Linked DNA regions of Homo sapiens: region 2 is linked to region 1. A link is a loop called in an ENCODE intact Hi-C map of the cell type or tissue named here. Cell type or tissue: PC-9. All regions are shown on one strand.

Evidence for each region. Hi-C counts contacts between places; a loop is a spot of excess contacts. Peaks named below come from ENCODE experiments on the same cell type or tissue, not always from the same donor. Only the 100,000 strongest peaks of a DNase experiment are listed, where the experiment ranks them.
Region 2: a loop joins it to region 1, with 29 times the contacts of the local background. A loop is called at or near these places in 2 of 110 quality-filtered maps.

Annotation. Positions count from the first base shown.
Region 1 is chr5:107,213,075-107,221,074 of GRCh38, reverse strand. No RefSeq gene overlaps it. Among named protein-coding and RNA genes, the nearest start is that of LINC01950, 210 kb to the right of the region's middle. In PC-9, no CTCF peak of the experiment used is centred here; DNase peaks (open chromatin) are centred at 2,014 and 3,254; H3K4me3 peaks cover 1,274 bases; H3K27ac peaks cover 4,381 bases.
Region 2 is chr5:107,468,159-107,476,158 of GRCh38, reverse strand. The region is part of intron 1 of EFNA5 (ephrin A5); the gene reads left to right. Among named protein-coding and RNA genes, the nearest start is that of EFNA5, 200 kb to the left of the region's middle. RefSeq lists enhancers at 1,274-1,423, 2,892-3,646. In PC-9, no CTCF peak of the experiment used is centred here; DNase peaks (open chromatin) are centred at 1,148, 5,768, 6,438, 7,288 and 2 weaker places; H3K4me3 peaks cover 1,956 bases; H3K27ac peaks cover 7,863 bases.

The sequences.
Region 1 (8,000 bases):
GTCTGATGTGAGGATGGAAGAACAGATGGGCTCATTTGTCCATTTTTATTTATTTACTTATTCATTCATTCAACAACAAAAAATGAATCGAAGAAACTTTTTTCCTTTTATTTTTAGTTGGCCCATAATTGCTTTTATTTATGGGATTCAGAGTGATATTTCTGCATATGTATACAATGTGTAATGCTAAAATCAGTGTTAATTAGCACATCCACCACCTCAAACATTTATCATTGCTTTATGTTGTGAACATTCAAAATCGTCTCTTCTAGACTTTACAGAATGTACAATAAATTATAGTTAACCATATCTACCCTACAGAGCCACACAACACCAGAACTCATTCTTTCTATCTAGCTGTAATTTTGTATTCATTAACCAATTAATTAGTTTCTATCTAGCTATAATTTTGTATCCATTAACCAATTAACTTCTTTCATGAACTGAGCTTTTTGTTTTTAGCTTTCACATGTGAGTGAGAGCATGTTATATTTATGTTTTTGTGCTTGACTTATTTTGTTTAACCTAATGTTCTCCAGGCTCATTCATGTTGGCATGAATGAGAGGATTTCATCCTTTTTAAAGGCTGACTAGAATTTCATGATGTATATATACCACATTTTCTTTATTCATTCATTTTTTGATAGACATTTAGCTTGATTCCATATCTTTGCTACTGTGAATAATGCTGTGATAAACAGAAGTGCAGGTATGCCTTTGATATCATGATTTCTTTTCCTTTGGAAAAAAAACACAGTAGTGGGATTGCTGGATTATATGGTAGTTCTATTTTTAGCTTTTTGAGAAACATTTACACTGTCTTCCATAATGGCTGTACTCATTTATATTTCCACAAATAGTGTATGAGTTATCTTTTCTTTTCCTCCTCACTAGCATTTGTCATTTTTTGTCTTTTTGACATAGCCATTCTAAGCAGGGTGAGATTATATCTCATTGTGGTTTTGATCTGCATTTCCCTGACGATTAGTGATGTTGAACATTTTTTTGTATACTTCTTGGCCATTTGTATGTCTTCTTTTGAGACATATGTATTCAGATCCTCTGCCCACTTTTTAATGGGATTATTTGTATTTTTGCTGTTGAATTGTTAGAATTCTTTTTATATTCTGGATATTAGTCCTGGTCGAATCAATAGTTTGCAAATATTTTCTCCTATTCTACAGGTGTCTCTTCACTCTGTTGATTGTAAAGAAACTTTTAAACATGTAAATTAATAGATAATTTACAGAATACTAGGTTCTGTGGGGTGGAGGGAAGGTACAGAAATTAATGATTTTGCTGACTTCAAGTTCTTACCACATAGAGGAGATATTAAGAGAAGTATTTGGATAATCATAATCCAAGGCAAAGTCTAATTTTTGGCACAACTCAATGGTTGCTCCAAACAAGCCTAGTACAAAGTTGTTTTGCTAAGTATTACCAAGAATGCTTTTCAAGTAATTATAATAGTTTTTCATGCCTATACTGTGGCAGGCACTAGGCTAAGTGTTCCCTTTCAATTAGCTCACTTGATTCTCATAACAACTTTAGGAGATAGTTCCATTTTACCATCTCTATTTTACAAAGAGGTTAAATAACTTTTCCAAGGTCACACTACTACAGAGTGGATATCTGAGCCAAGCCCAAACAAAATGCTGTGGACAACGTCCTGACTGATGTAATTATCTCAGTCCATTGCAGAAGTAGCACCTGATTCCACTAGGAGCTATTAGCAACGTAAGGATCCGATTTTCTGAAATTCACCAGTAGAGAGGTTGGCCAAGGCCAAGAAAATAGGAGAATCATGATATTTATTAAGACAGGGAAATGGGGAAATCTCTGGATCACGGTGCTGGCCAGGGTAAATATGACCTGGTGTAAAATGATGTAACCCTAGATTTATACCACAGTGTAAATTTCATGAGGGCAGAAACTGCAACTTCATCTTACTCATCCTTGTCTTCCCATCACCAAGCACAATATATGGCACTGAATGGGCATTCAATACACTGATGGTGAAAGAACATATGAGGAACCAGTGGTGAAGGAGTCATTGAGAAATTCATTTACTTCATCATCTGACCATGCTGGTTATCGTGAGAAAGTGAGGCCACATTTAATCTTTGAACAATGCTGTAACTTTGCTTGAGTGAATCACACTAAGGAGGCTGTAGAACAGAGAGGTTATGTACATGCTTTAGAGTCAGGCAGAACATGTTTGGATCTAGGCACCCATAATTACTTGCTCTATGATCTTAGGCAATCTAATTTTCTGGAGTCTTAATTTCCTCAGTTGTAAAACTGGAAGTATAATATCTCATGTGTTGTTACAGAGATTAAAAGTGGTAACAAATATAAACTCTTAGTACAATGTCTGGCACATAGGAAGGGCTGCTATCATTTTTATTCCTTTTGTTGTTATTCATGTTATCATAATGATTATGACTATGAGTCATAACAATGGAGTGGAAAGAGCTCTAGACATCATTAAAATACCTTTGCTCTATTCCTGATATATATATATATATATTTTAAAGTATATTTCTAACTCAGATCTCCTAGGAATTGTATTTTCTGTAAAATATAGTTGTGTAGAAATGAGGTTACATATAGGAGCACTTGGTAAATTGCAAAGCATGATAAAAATGTAAGATGATATTATTTTTCCTTACTTTACATAGTTTTATGATTTGTGCTTTTGGTATCTCCTATTTGGCTTGCTTGACCTTAGCTCTCAAACCTATATTCATAAGAAACACCAGGAGAAATTTAAACCTACAGATTCCTGGGCGTCACCCTTAGAGATTCTGATTCAATAGGTCTGGGTCGGGGATGAAGCTGCATTTTTCAACAGGCTTTTCTGTTGATGCCAGTGCAGTTGTACTGTGGCTACCCTTTGAATAGTGCCACTCTGCGATGTGTAACTAATTTGAAGACTGCCGTGACCACTTCAAATTCTAGATCCTGCTTGGTCCTGAAGCAGTGGTTGGTAAAGGCTACTATGAGAGCTGTGGCCCACTGTGCGTCGTCATTTCTATTTGTAGCTGAGTGGAGTTGGCAGCAGGCACAGGCTGGCAGTCGTTTCCAACACACTCCTTGTCAAAGTACATACTGTTTCTGCAGCTGGCATCTATTCCCTGTACATCCCAATTATAACAGTATTACTGAGTCTTGTGACAGTCACACATTTCATCACCTTGGGGGACTGGGCAGAACAGGTTTGCCATGGCAAGGGTGCCCTGTTCCCTCCTTTCTTTGTATTCATCATAGCCTAGGAATCTTGTTGGTCTTGCTTGGCACTGAGTGTGTGCTGTTCCTAACTGAGGATGTCTGGAGCCCAGAACAGGTCAGAGATTATGTGTAAGCTGCAGGTTTGGAGTTGCAGGTTGTGCCTGCTGTAAAACACTAATTTTTGAAGCATTTCTACTATTAAAATTTTCACTGTTATGATGATCATCATGCTTTGCCCTCCTTTGCTGGGCCTGAATGCCTCAGCAAACCATTCCTACTCCTAGGTGCACATGACTGATCCTCTATAATTTGATGGAAGTATAGGGTGAATTTCACACTACCTGCATAATGGGGAGTTTTGATACCTGCATAATGGGGAGTTTTGATGCCTGCATAACTTTTTCCTCTTAAGGAAGTAAAGGAGATAATACAATAGATGTTGAACTATTGTAGTGAAATGTGTTTATGTATAATACATACTCAAACTGTCTTTACTTAGTAACCTGATTTTTAAAATATGAATAGCAAGTTGACACACAGAAAAACATATATTGAGAGTATCTGTTATTTTGGATAATTACTGGAAGTGTGTTACTCTTGAAAGTTATAGTTAATGAAGATATTAAAATAGATCAGCATTTTTCTTTTTAAAAAAGCTATCCTGACATGGATGTGGGTTTAGTAATTGTTACTGGTAACAGCTTATTTGAGATCAATGTTATATTTATGTTAGTTGGTATCAGCTGGAAAAAGATGATTCTTAAAGGTAAACTCAGGGAGAATAGGCTGAATATAATTAATACAAATAGGAGAAATGACTGTTGTCTTAGTCCATTTGTGTTGCTGTAAAGGAATACTTGAAGCTGGGTAATTTATAGAAAAAGGCTTATATGGCTCACAGTTCTGCAGGCTGTACAAGATGCCTAGCAGCAGCATCTGCTTCTGGTGAGGGCCCCTGGCTGCTTCCACTCGTGGTAGAAGGCTAAGAGGAGCAGGCATGTCCAGATCACATGATGGGAGAAGAAGCAAGAGAAAGAGAAAGAGGAGAGACGTGCCTGGCTCCTCGTAACCACCAGCTGTCATGGAAACTACTAGAGAGAGCACTCACTCATCACTGTAAGGATGGCACCAACGCATTCATTCATGAGAGATCTGCCCCCCTGACGAGAACACCTCCCATTATGCCTTTCCTCCAACCCCAGGAATCAATTTTCAACATGAGATTTGGAGGGGTAAAACAAATCAAACTATACTAACTGACAAATGTAAATATTTACAATAAATATAGTAGTGGTGATATTAGAGACACACTGAATTTTAAGCTGTCTAGCAGAATCTCTCCTAAAAAGATAGCATGGTTCTCGAATGTAAAAATTTGCAAAAGTTAATAAAATACCTTATTTGAGTATTCTGCCTTCCATAACTCAAGGGAAATGTAAGGAGCTTAACAGAGAATAAAAAAATGGTCACAAACGTTATTAAAAGAATGGAAATCTAACCTTATATGGGGAAGTTTCGGGAATAAGGGCTATTTTGCTCTGAAGGAGACAGCTGAGATCTGACTTTGATTTAGTAATGGCCTTCAAAAAATGGACATAAAATGTTAGTATAGAAAGTGATCAATTTTCTCCCCTATCCCACTTTAGCAAGAGCAAAGGGAAGTGTACCTTAGCACAAAGGTTGACAGATTTAGATTTGCAGTTGGTGTTTTTAGGAGAAAATCCTAAAGCATAGAATTCTGAGAGGGAGCTTTAAAAGGCAACACAACCTCTACAGTGTGTGAGGATGGTTTGTGAGTGGTTGCGGCCAGTGTTGGAGAGGTCACAGTGCTTTTCAAGGTTCCTCAACCCTAGAATTCTATGATTAAGCCTAGTTATAGTATGGTGCCCAGGAGGAACAAGCAATTGCTGTGAGAGAAGTTCTCAGAACTGCCTCAAACTCAAAGGTTAAAAGAAATGACAGGGCAGTTTTCAGTTTAACTTGGAGCAGAGAAGCTAGAGCTACAGGAGGATTGGTGACATGAACAGATCTGAGGTAAATTTCCTGTTGGAGAAGTGCCACGCAGACTGTGAAAAAGTGGCATGACTGAAAACATCGATCAGGACAGTCAGAAAGCAGGAAATTGTAAGACAGTGTCTCATCCTAAATTTTATGCATGAGGATGAACAGTCATTTCTTTGAATACAATAGAGACCACAAATTTCCTTATGCTTTAAAAAGTTTATAAAATTACTTTTTAACCTAAAGTTTAAAATTATTTAAAAAATATGCATATTAATTTTGTTGTAATACACATAGCATAAAATTTGCCATTTTAACTATTTTAAGTGTACGTTTTAGGGACGTTCACATTGTTCTACAACCATCACCATTAACCATCTCCAGAACTTCTTTCATCATTCCAAACTGAAACTTCGTACCCATGAAACAATAAATCCTCTTTCTTCTCCCCAATAAAGTTACTTTAATAATTAATCGTATTAAGAAACTATTACCTATTTGGTGCATAGTGTTTTTTTCAAAAAGGGAAATTTAATCATGGTTATCCTATCCTAGGGAAAAATTATGAAGCATTTATTATCCATCAAAGAATATGGTTGTTCATGGTTACAGGGTCTAGAACTGGATAAGAAATATATGTTTTTTCAAAAGAAACCTTAAAACAGAAAATGTTTTAATATAAAAATTATACACATCTAGTTCATGTCATTTGTAGGGACATGAATGAAGCTGAAAACCATCATTCTGAGCAAACTATTGCAAGGACAGAAAACCAAACAGTGCATGTTCTTACTCATAGGTGGGAACTGAACAGTGAGAACACTTGGACACAGGGTGGGGAACATCACACACTGGGGCCTGTCGTGGGGTGGGGGGAGGAGGGAGGGGTAGCATTAGGAGATATACCTAATGTAAATGACGAGTTAGTGGGTGCAGCACACCAACATGGCACATGTATACATATGTAACAAACCTGCATGTTGTGCACATATACCCTAGAACTTAAAGTATAATAATAAAATAATAATAATAATAAATTATACACATCTGAATATTCAGGCTTTGATTGTAAATGTTTTCTCATTTCTTACTACACTGTTACTAGACTGTAGTACAGTCCATGGCTGGGCTTGTATTAGTAAAGCACTGGCTCACAGATAACAAAAGGATTATTAATTTTATATCACAGAAGCTGCAGACTGCTGTACCTCATCTGCAGACTGCTGTACCTTATAGGCTGTTATATTTTGAGTTTCTAATGACCATAGAGGCCAGGTACAGATTTAAAATATTACTAACCCTGATGAAAAGTATTTAACATTCTTTATTCAACACCAACTTATTATAGCTGTTGTAAAATGTTCATTATTAATTTTTTCCCCAGCTGACATCTTGATTTCAGGTTATTAATTTCTATAAACATACCAATGCTATTCCTATTCATGTTTATTGGCTATAAAATAAAAACAAAACTAGCTTTATTAACATATACAATTGTCTGTAGGATGTGTAAAATTTAACCAGAAAAACTGAAAGGGATATTTAACTATCTAAATACTTGTTCAAGTAAGGTGTATGTTAATTTTCATTCTTTTAAAAATTATGTCTTTTCTTGTTGAGCTGCTAAGATTTCCCTTTATCCTAATTGTTCTGCCATTTCACTGTACTGTGTCTAGGTTGGAACTATTTTTGGGTACTTTTTTTGTATTTCAAATCCTGGAATTTCCTCGGCTATTATCTTTTCAAATTCAGTTTATTTTCCATTCCCATTTGGGAGACCATATCAATCTACTGCTCTGTTCTGAGTGGATTGGTTAGTCCTGTCTTCTAATTCATTGAATTTCTATTTATTTGTATTAATATGGAGGTTTAAAAATGTAGTAAATATCTTTTCTCTTACATTTTTAATTGGTTCTATTTTTAAATTTATCTCTTCTTGATTTGTTTCTATTTTGGTCTAAACAGTTTTTTACTTTTTAAAGCTAGAACTATTTTTATAAGGAGCTCAAATGCTTTTATGATATTAATTTTGGTTTTTAAAAAATTATTTTATTGGTAGTGAATGAGTCTCTCAACTATTAATGATGCTTCTCTCTTTCATAGTACTGATTCTTAGGGGCTTTGGAATGATCCTTCCTAAATTTATCTTGAGCAATCATCCTGCCTGCCTGCCTTGCCTTCCTCTCTATACTTATTACTACACATGCTGCTTTTTAAAAAATGTTTTTTTTTTAATGAACAAATAAGAACTTTACATATTCCTGGAGTACATAGTGATGTTTCAATACATAAAATGTATAGTGATCAGATCAGGGTAATTACCATACCATCATTTCAAACATTTATAATTTCTTTGTTCTGGGAATGTTCAATATCCTCCTTCTAGTTTTTGAAACTATATAAGATATAATTGCTAACTACAGTCATCCTACAGTGGCATAGAGCTGGTGGTTTTCCCTGCCCTGGGATGTTGACCCCCACCCCAACACGAAGCTAGTGAGCAGCACAGCCCAGGTCCTGACTGGAAGTCCTTTGGTCTTCCAACCTCTGGAAGTTCACAGCTTTATTGAAGTGTAGCCTCAGGCAATGGATCGGTCTGTCAGCATCCTTCTCTGGCCAGCATCCCAGCTTAACGATGCATCTCCTTGTTTCTCTACTTGAAACTGAGCAGGCTGATAGATTCAGCTTCTACTTCTGAACCTGTTTTTGGTGCATGAATCCTTATCATCTTTTTTAGTGTGATTGCATCTTTTAATTAATTTACTTAT
Region 2 (8,000 bases), 260 kb before region 1:
AATTGCTTGAACTTGGGAGGCGGAGGTTGCAGTGAGCCGAGATCGCGCCATTACACTCCAGCCTGAGCAACAAGAGCAAGACTCTGTCTCAAAAAAAAAAAATATATATATAGTTTAAAAACTCTCAAGCCACCTTGGTATCTTCCATCTCATGTTTTATAGATGTTCAAACTGTACCATTTCAAACAGGTGCCGTGCTGTGAAAAACATGAACACAGTTTGAAATTCACTCTTGTAAAATATTTTGATATTAGCATTTTTAAAGGATCTGGGAAGTGTTGATATTCATTAACAACATCTCATTGCTCCAGAAACAGTTCAGCCTGGGTATTTTGAGGCTGAAGTCATGTCATCTCAGGTAGAACAACACAAAGGGCTTGCACTTTGGGGTAGTTCTCGTGAGAAATATGTAATCAGATTGTGGATACCCTAGACAAATCTTCTGTCTTAAGATGTATAAGTCTTATGCAGGGTAAGAATGTTGCTGACATAGTCCTTGAACAGCCTTCAAAATTATACTGGCTTTTCAGGCTCTGTTCCCCTTTAGCAATGCAGCAGATTGAAATAACTTCTGAAGCACTTTGAAAATATTGTGCTACTGAAAGCCTTAGAATCTCTTGACATTTTTCTCCCAGGATCCTCACCAGATCCTTTGACGTGGACAGTGGTGGCATTTTGTTTCTCTTGAGTTTCTTGAAAAGTTCATATAAACCACCATTCTCTCCCAAAACCTTTTGCAGTTTTCTGTGCTACATTTTCATAGGACATTACTGAACACTACAAACCATCTGCCGTTTCACACTTTGCTAGCTGAGGTCAGTGATACTGATAGCTGGGTAAGTGTGAAGTATGTGAAATGATTAGCCATCTCACAAGGGTGGGGTTGCACCAGTACCTGTTTGAAAAGCTCTTGTATGTTAATCCACAAAGACAAATTAATTATTAACATTTAATATCGTATAACTTACAGGGAGAAAAAAGGATTGTTTATTCACTGTGCTACTGTGACACCTTTGTTCAACAGGGAGCGTGTTACAAATGCCACAAGTAGTAACTTGAGGATACATCCTTTAACAGCTTATTAGTAGTCATTTCCCAGTCAAGTAAACATCTTAGCTCAGAAGTTTGTTTAGTAAAGCACAGTCATATTGTGGAAGCAGGAAGTAACCTCACATTGCACAAACACTGTCTTAACAGTGGGACAGAAACTTTTCTAATGACAATGATTTTTATGTAAATTGTATAGGCCTTGAATGGTAGGAACCTAGACAGTTATGAGTCAACATAATTGTCCTTTCCCTTAGAATGGCCCTTAATTAGTCATTCATTTATGTTGTCTTAGATCTTCGGGGCTTCTTCTTGCCTCTGGCAGGTCAGCCAGCATCATTCTGGAACATGGTGGCCTCTTGCTAAAAATATTTAACAAGATTGAGGTGGTGTTTCCTGTGTTAGCCAATATTTGATACCAACAGGCCTGACATATTTTAACAAAGTTAGTGGCCTAAAGATACGCCCTTCAACAGGATAAAGCCATCCCAGGATGCTATAGGTGGGTGAATTGCAATTAAACCATTCCTCGTTCGTAATGCAAAGATGCATGGTTGCATGACAGCACCTCCCTGTATTGTATTAGTCATGCCTGGAGGAAAACTCAACAAGGGTTTCTGATCCTCTGGGAAATTTTTACATACTAGATTTGAACTCAGACTGTTTGAAATCCTTGAAAACTCCATTGTGGCTGTTCAGTGCTGATGACCATTTCTTAAAATGGAAAACAATCTGTAAAATATTATTGATTACTTGGTATACTGAAAAGTGACAAAGGCGTGGGTGCTTTGGCAAGGGATGCAAACTTTCATGGCTAATGCAGCCGGCAGGTACCTAAGTGAGAAAATCAGACCTGGTGTACAAACTGGGTGTCATCCACTCCAGCAGAATATTTCTGTGTAAGAAGAATGTGGAGCCAGTGGCATCTGATCATCCAAGTTTTCAAGAGAAGGTAGAAACATGTACTTTATTTGAAATCTCTGGGTTTCTAAATATTGGTTCAGATGACTCTGAAACATTGTACTGGCTAAACTCAAGTGTACAGGGCCGAAATTGATTCACAGGCCATCAGTTTACAATCTGTCTTTTATGGAGATCTGTGTCAAAAGCATGATAGTCATGTATTTGCTATGTGGATGTTAAAGTCAAATGAGGCCAGGCATGGTGGCTCATGCCTGTAATCCCAGCACTTTGGGAGGCCGAGAAAGGCGGATCACGAGGTCAGGAGATCAAGACCATCCTTGATAACATGGTGGAACCCCATCTCTACTAAAAATGCAAAAATTCGCTGGGCGTGGTGGCACATGCCTGTAATCCCAGCTATTCAGAAGGCTGAGGCAGGAGAATCACTTGAACCCGGGAGGCAGAGGTTGCAGTGAGCCGAGATCACACCATTTGCACTCCAGCTTGGGCAACAAGAGCGAAACTCTGTCTCAAAAAAAAAAAAAAAAATTCAAGTGAAAATCCGATTGTTAATGAATTAGAATATCGGATCATAACACGTTCTAGAGCTGGAAGAATGTGTCATGGTTTGGCATCTGTTCCACACCAAATTGTAGAGTGTTAGGCTACCTGTATTTTCAGATTCCTTCTGCTTTGAGAATTAAATCTGTTGTAGTCACATTCTGACTTTGGGCATAGTTCTATTTGCCTCCCCAGTGAGCAGACACCTGGCTCTTCTTGGTGTGTATATGAAAAGTAGAATAAGTGGAATTCATTAGAAGCTGGCTGCTATCATGTTTAGGGAATTCAAGAATGATATCAACAAGGAGAATGAATAAAAGAAATATTTAAAGACCCAAACTCCACTAAGATGAGTAGACTCAGACTGAAAAAAAAAAAAAAAAAATCAGACCTGGAAGCAATGGGGAATGATGTGGCTTTTTAGAGTCAAGATTTGGGTCGAATAGAGTGTAAGTTTCAGAGGCAAAGTTTCAACCAATGTCAGCAGTACAAAGGCTACAACTTCCAACATCAGATCTCCATCAGTAACAACATCTTGGAAGAGGGCAGAGTTGTTTGCAGAAAAACGGTGGCTGGGGTCCCTGGAATGAGTGAGAGCAACCCCAGGAGGTAAGGTATAGGTGAATGAAGAGTTCAAGCAGGTGCTGGGGGGAGGGAGACTGGGGGCTCCATTTACAGTGTTGAGATGCCTGCAGGGGCTAAGAATATCAAAGGTTTGTTCAAATATCCTTCAGCCTTTTCATCAGCTCGACATTTGCATCCCTTGGTCCTACCAGCTTTATTTCAACAGTGAGTACACTCAGATGACTGAGCCAGCTCACGTTACTGATCTCTATCTGTTTGTCATTCTAGCTCTCTTACCTCCCACATGAGTTGTACCTTTTTGGTGCAAATAAGCTGCCAGAGCTGGCTTGGCTTGATCTCTGTGCTGCAGATGTCTCTAATTAACTTGATTGAGACAGGTCCATGGGATCCTGTTGCACAGTCTGACAAGTCCCACTGTCCTGGGAGGCACTATCCCATCACCTGAAGCATGCCTTTTGCTAATGTCCTTTGGGCAAAGTTTATTAATGACTAAAGTCTTCAAGTACCCATAGTTTTAATATGAAAGCTGTGGAGTGATGGTTGCTAATTTGCAGCCAGGAGTGTAAGAATTATCTCAAGTTCTCATTTAAATTCTGAGTAGAAATCTCCAGAGACCTTTACTAACAACTTCTAGTGTTTTTAACATCCAAAGTGTTACAATTTTTATCATCACTAATACTATTAACATTATTATTTGCAGTAGCTGAGAGAAACACGGTCTTGAGTCACTGCAAGTATAGACGCTTACGATAAAAATATTTGATGACGCCATCGTAACCTAGTGACAAAACATGTAATAAAACAAGTGTTTGGAAGTACTGGTTTGACTAGTTGTGAGATCTGCTAGATGTCTAATTACTGTAGGTTAAATTAGCCCCCAAGCATTGTAGAGAATGGATTTGTCTTTATTTCCTTTAATATCCACATTTACTCTTGTTTTTCTGGAATAATAAATTATTCAATCAAACTTTATATTTTGTGTGTATGGCTTTGTGCATGTGTTTTCTGTGAATATCTATAGCTTTTCAGAACTTGTGTATATCACTGCAGACTTAAGGCTATTTGCACTCTTTGAAACAATATAGCAGTTATTTCTAAAACGTATGGACATGGATATAACTTATTAAATGTTAAAAGAAACAATAGATAAATCTTCAACTACATGTAAGAACTACTACATATGTAATATCACTGTCTTTATTATCCCCTATAGCTACAACACCAAGCTATGAAGGAGAATACTGTATTCTTTGATGTTTAAATTCTTTTTTCATTAGTTACCATTCACATGTGGATGGATCACCAAATACATCTTTTCAGCTGTTGTAAATAATCACAATCCATGGTCCAGCCATCACTAAGCAACATGGCCTTGCCCTACCCATAATTTACAAGTGGATTCACCTATTAGTAGAAGTAGTTCATTATCGGTTATCCAGGCTACATTATTCAGTTGGAGGATTAATGTTTCTATCATCAACTGACTAGCATGAATTTGTAGACCATGTGCCCCAAAATGAAGGATAAAGACAAGATAGTGACATGATCCTTATCAATGCCAAGGAATATAAAATGTTACTGGGACCATGTCTCAGATTTAGAAAAAATAATCTCTGTAACTGCACACATTAAGTGTAATAATATCCTCAGTCCTGTGCAGTCTCAGAAAGGGAAGAGATCTTGGTGGGCTATGAAGGTAATGAAAGCTTAACAGAACTTAACCACTGAAGAAAGCCCAGTGGAGGAGTGAGGGAATTGGAGGCAAAAAGGGGGAATCAACAGAGGCCTGAAGGTAGGAGTTTGCACAGCAGGTGAGAAGACCAGGTTACAGAAGAGTCCTGGGAATTGAGGCTGGATAGGTTCCATGCTACCAAAATATGGGGAGTGCGAAGGACCAAGCACAAATTAGAATTGATTTTACAGAATAGGGAGTCACTGGGGTTCCTAACCTGGGAAAGCCTGATGAATTGGGAGGCGATAAGGAGACAAGTGAGACCAGCTAGAAGGTAATTATACTAATTGCATGAGTGACAATAGTATTGCATGAGCCTGCGGTATTAAAATGGGTTCTGAGAGATCTGAGAAGGATATCAAGAAAGAAATCATCAGAACTTAGTAGATGGGTTTTTCTTGAAGAAAAGAGATAAAAAAGACATCTTACTCCTGATTTCGTGTATTTTTATTTTTAATTTTTTTTAGAGATAAGGTCTTGCTATTTTGCCTAGGCTGGTCTCGAACTCCTGGGCTCAAGTGATTCTCCTGCCTCCGCCTTGTCCTGATTTCATTTCATCATTCTTGTGGACATGTCCACCACAAAGTACAGAATAGAGAAGTGAAATTTCAAAAAGTTTAGTTTATCCATTATCAGCAATGTTAATCTTTAAAATATTAAAGGGGAGAAGAATTTATGAATTGTTGAAGGAGTGCCGAAATTGAGAATTGATATAGAATTTAGAGGCACATTTTAAAATTCCCATCTATGCATCATTAGGAGAAAACTTCAGCAACTGACTGATTCTATCAGCTTCTCTGTTTAGTCCTCCAATTTTAATCAAATAAGACTGACACAGACATTAATGGTTTCACTGCTATTATACCATTCTCTCTGGTCAAGTCTCAATGCTGCCATGCATATGATAATTGGAGATTAGTCATTTCCTTGGATATACTTCATCATCCTCAGAAGCCGTATAATAACAATTGGGTGTCATTTGCTTTGGGTCCAGCTTGGAGGCTTAAAATAGCATCTCTGGCTATTCAGATAAGCCCTATCAGGATCTGAGTGCTGTATGGTAGCCCCAGAAGCAGCAAGTTAGTGTTCCCAGGACCCTCACTGTTGCCATTTTTTGGGACTAAAAGCAGATGGCAAGAGAATGCCAGATTTGGCACTTACAGGGTTATTACAGCAAAGGAGCGGCTCTCCAGCTGTAGGTGTGTATGTGAGTTTCAGAGCCCCTCCTAATGAATTTTAGACTGAGAATCTCATTCTCCTGGAACTATCTATCACTTGAGAATCAGAGTAATTATTTCCTATTGCCCTTTGTGGAATACAGTTATAATTGCATTACTGTTAACGGTGTTCGCATTAACACTTAATTGTTAATGTCCTCCTAATTTGGAGGAAATCATCACCTCTTCATATTTCATTGCTAGAAAGAGTTGTTAAAGAGAATAATTTGAAGCTTCCAAATGGAGAAACAAGAAATGATGCTAGAATTCAGAGGTGGAATTTGTGGGATGACTTCTCTTTCTGGTATTTGTGTGTGCATGTTTGTTTTCTTTTAAGGTATTATACGTCTACTTCCTTTTGAGATTAAGCCACAATGCACAGTCATTCACTGGAAAGTAACAGGGATTCTTGTGATGTGGAAACAGCTCTTGGGTGCGTGGTAAAAAAAAAAAATAAAGGGGGGGCAGTAACTTCTCTCATAGTTGACATCCTGTTTGAGTGTTGAAAGACACATTAACAAGAAAAGAAAGACACCACTGTGGCAAGGTCAGTCAGAAGGTGGTGGGCTACAGGCCTTGACTTTCAGATGATTGTTAACTTCTTCCTTTACAATATACTGAACTGCCTGTTGTTAACAACCAAGCCATTCCTTGGCTTAGCTCCGCAGCAGGAAACTGAAATATTTTGAGAAGTCTTTATTCAGGCTTGCAAAAAAAAATAAAAGAAAGAGGAAATACCAAAATTAGATCAATCTTTGAATCTATTAAGGGGAATATTGTTTAGGGCATTTGAGGATCTATTTTCTTATGAATGTAGGATGGGCAAGTCTGTACCACTGGTTTGGTACTTTCTTAGGGGCCTGAAAGTGTAACTGCAGTTGAGGAGCGCAGGGAACAGCTTCATGGATGCTGGGCTGGGGTAGTCACATGGGACCCAGTGTTCAAAAGGGCCTGGTGTTTGGTTGAATGTTGTGCTGCTACCATCTTGAAATTCTTAATAATGTTTTAACAAGGGGCCCCACATTTTTATTTTGCACTGGATCCTGCAAATTCAAAATGCTAAGCACTTAGTTGGTCCTGCTAAACATTCATTGGTGGTTGTGGCAGAATGTGGTTTAAATTTTACCAGGTGTGCTAGAATCTATATTCTCCTCCATCACCCATAAGTAATTAAATTCTGTGCTCCTATCAACACATAAACTGGTTTGACAACAACATTTCAGACTTGTTCTTTTTAAAAAATGTCATTTAGTGAAGCAGCTGTATTTCCTTAATGCTTACATGATGCCAAATAACCTGTATGGCCTATTTTTTTTTTCCTTTTCAATTGTTTATTTCTACATCACATGTAGCTGATGGGTCCTTGTTAAGAAAACACAAAGAATTAATTAATGAGTTTAATTTCATGAGTTTTAATGTAAGCTTTCAACCAAAAGAACTGTGAAAGCTGGTAGAGTGCCAACATTGGTGAGGTTTTAACTCTTGCACACCCAGGAACACATTCCTTAATTTCTAAGGGTGTGATTCTTTAGTCCTGGAAGATTTCAAAAGCACCTCCAGGCTAGGAGTGCCTCCTTCTAAGGACAGTCACCTGGCACCATTCAGTTCAGAATGGACGTTTCAATGATTGCTGCTAGCAGAGCTTGATTTCTTATCAAGTTATGCACTGTCAAGTGAGGAACTGCACCATTCATTTTATTTTGCTCTCTGACTCATTAGCTTTATTTCTTATAAACACCCTTCCCTTCCAAGCACAATCTAAAAATTTCTGTCATTAAAAGCAATTTTGTTTTTCCTGCCTAAGGGTGACTATTTCCAAGAAAATATGTGCATTTTGACAATGTGATTCTTGCCTATTTAAAGCTACAAGTATAATTTCTTTTTTATTGGGTGATAAACTTTCCTTCTGACAAAACAAAGGGCAGTCAAGATTTCTTCCCATTTTAAAAACTGTG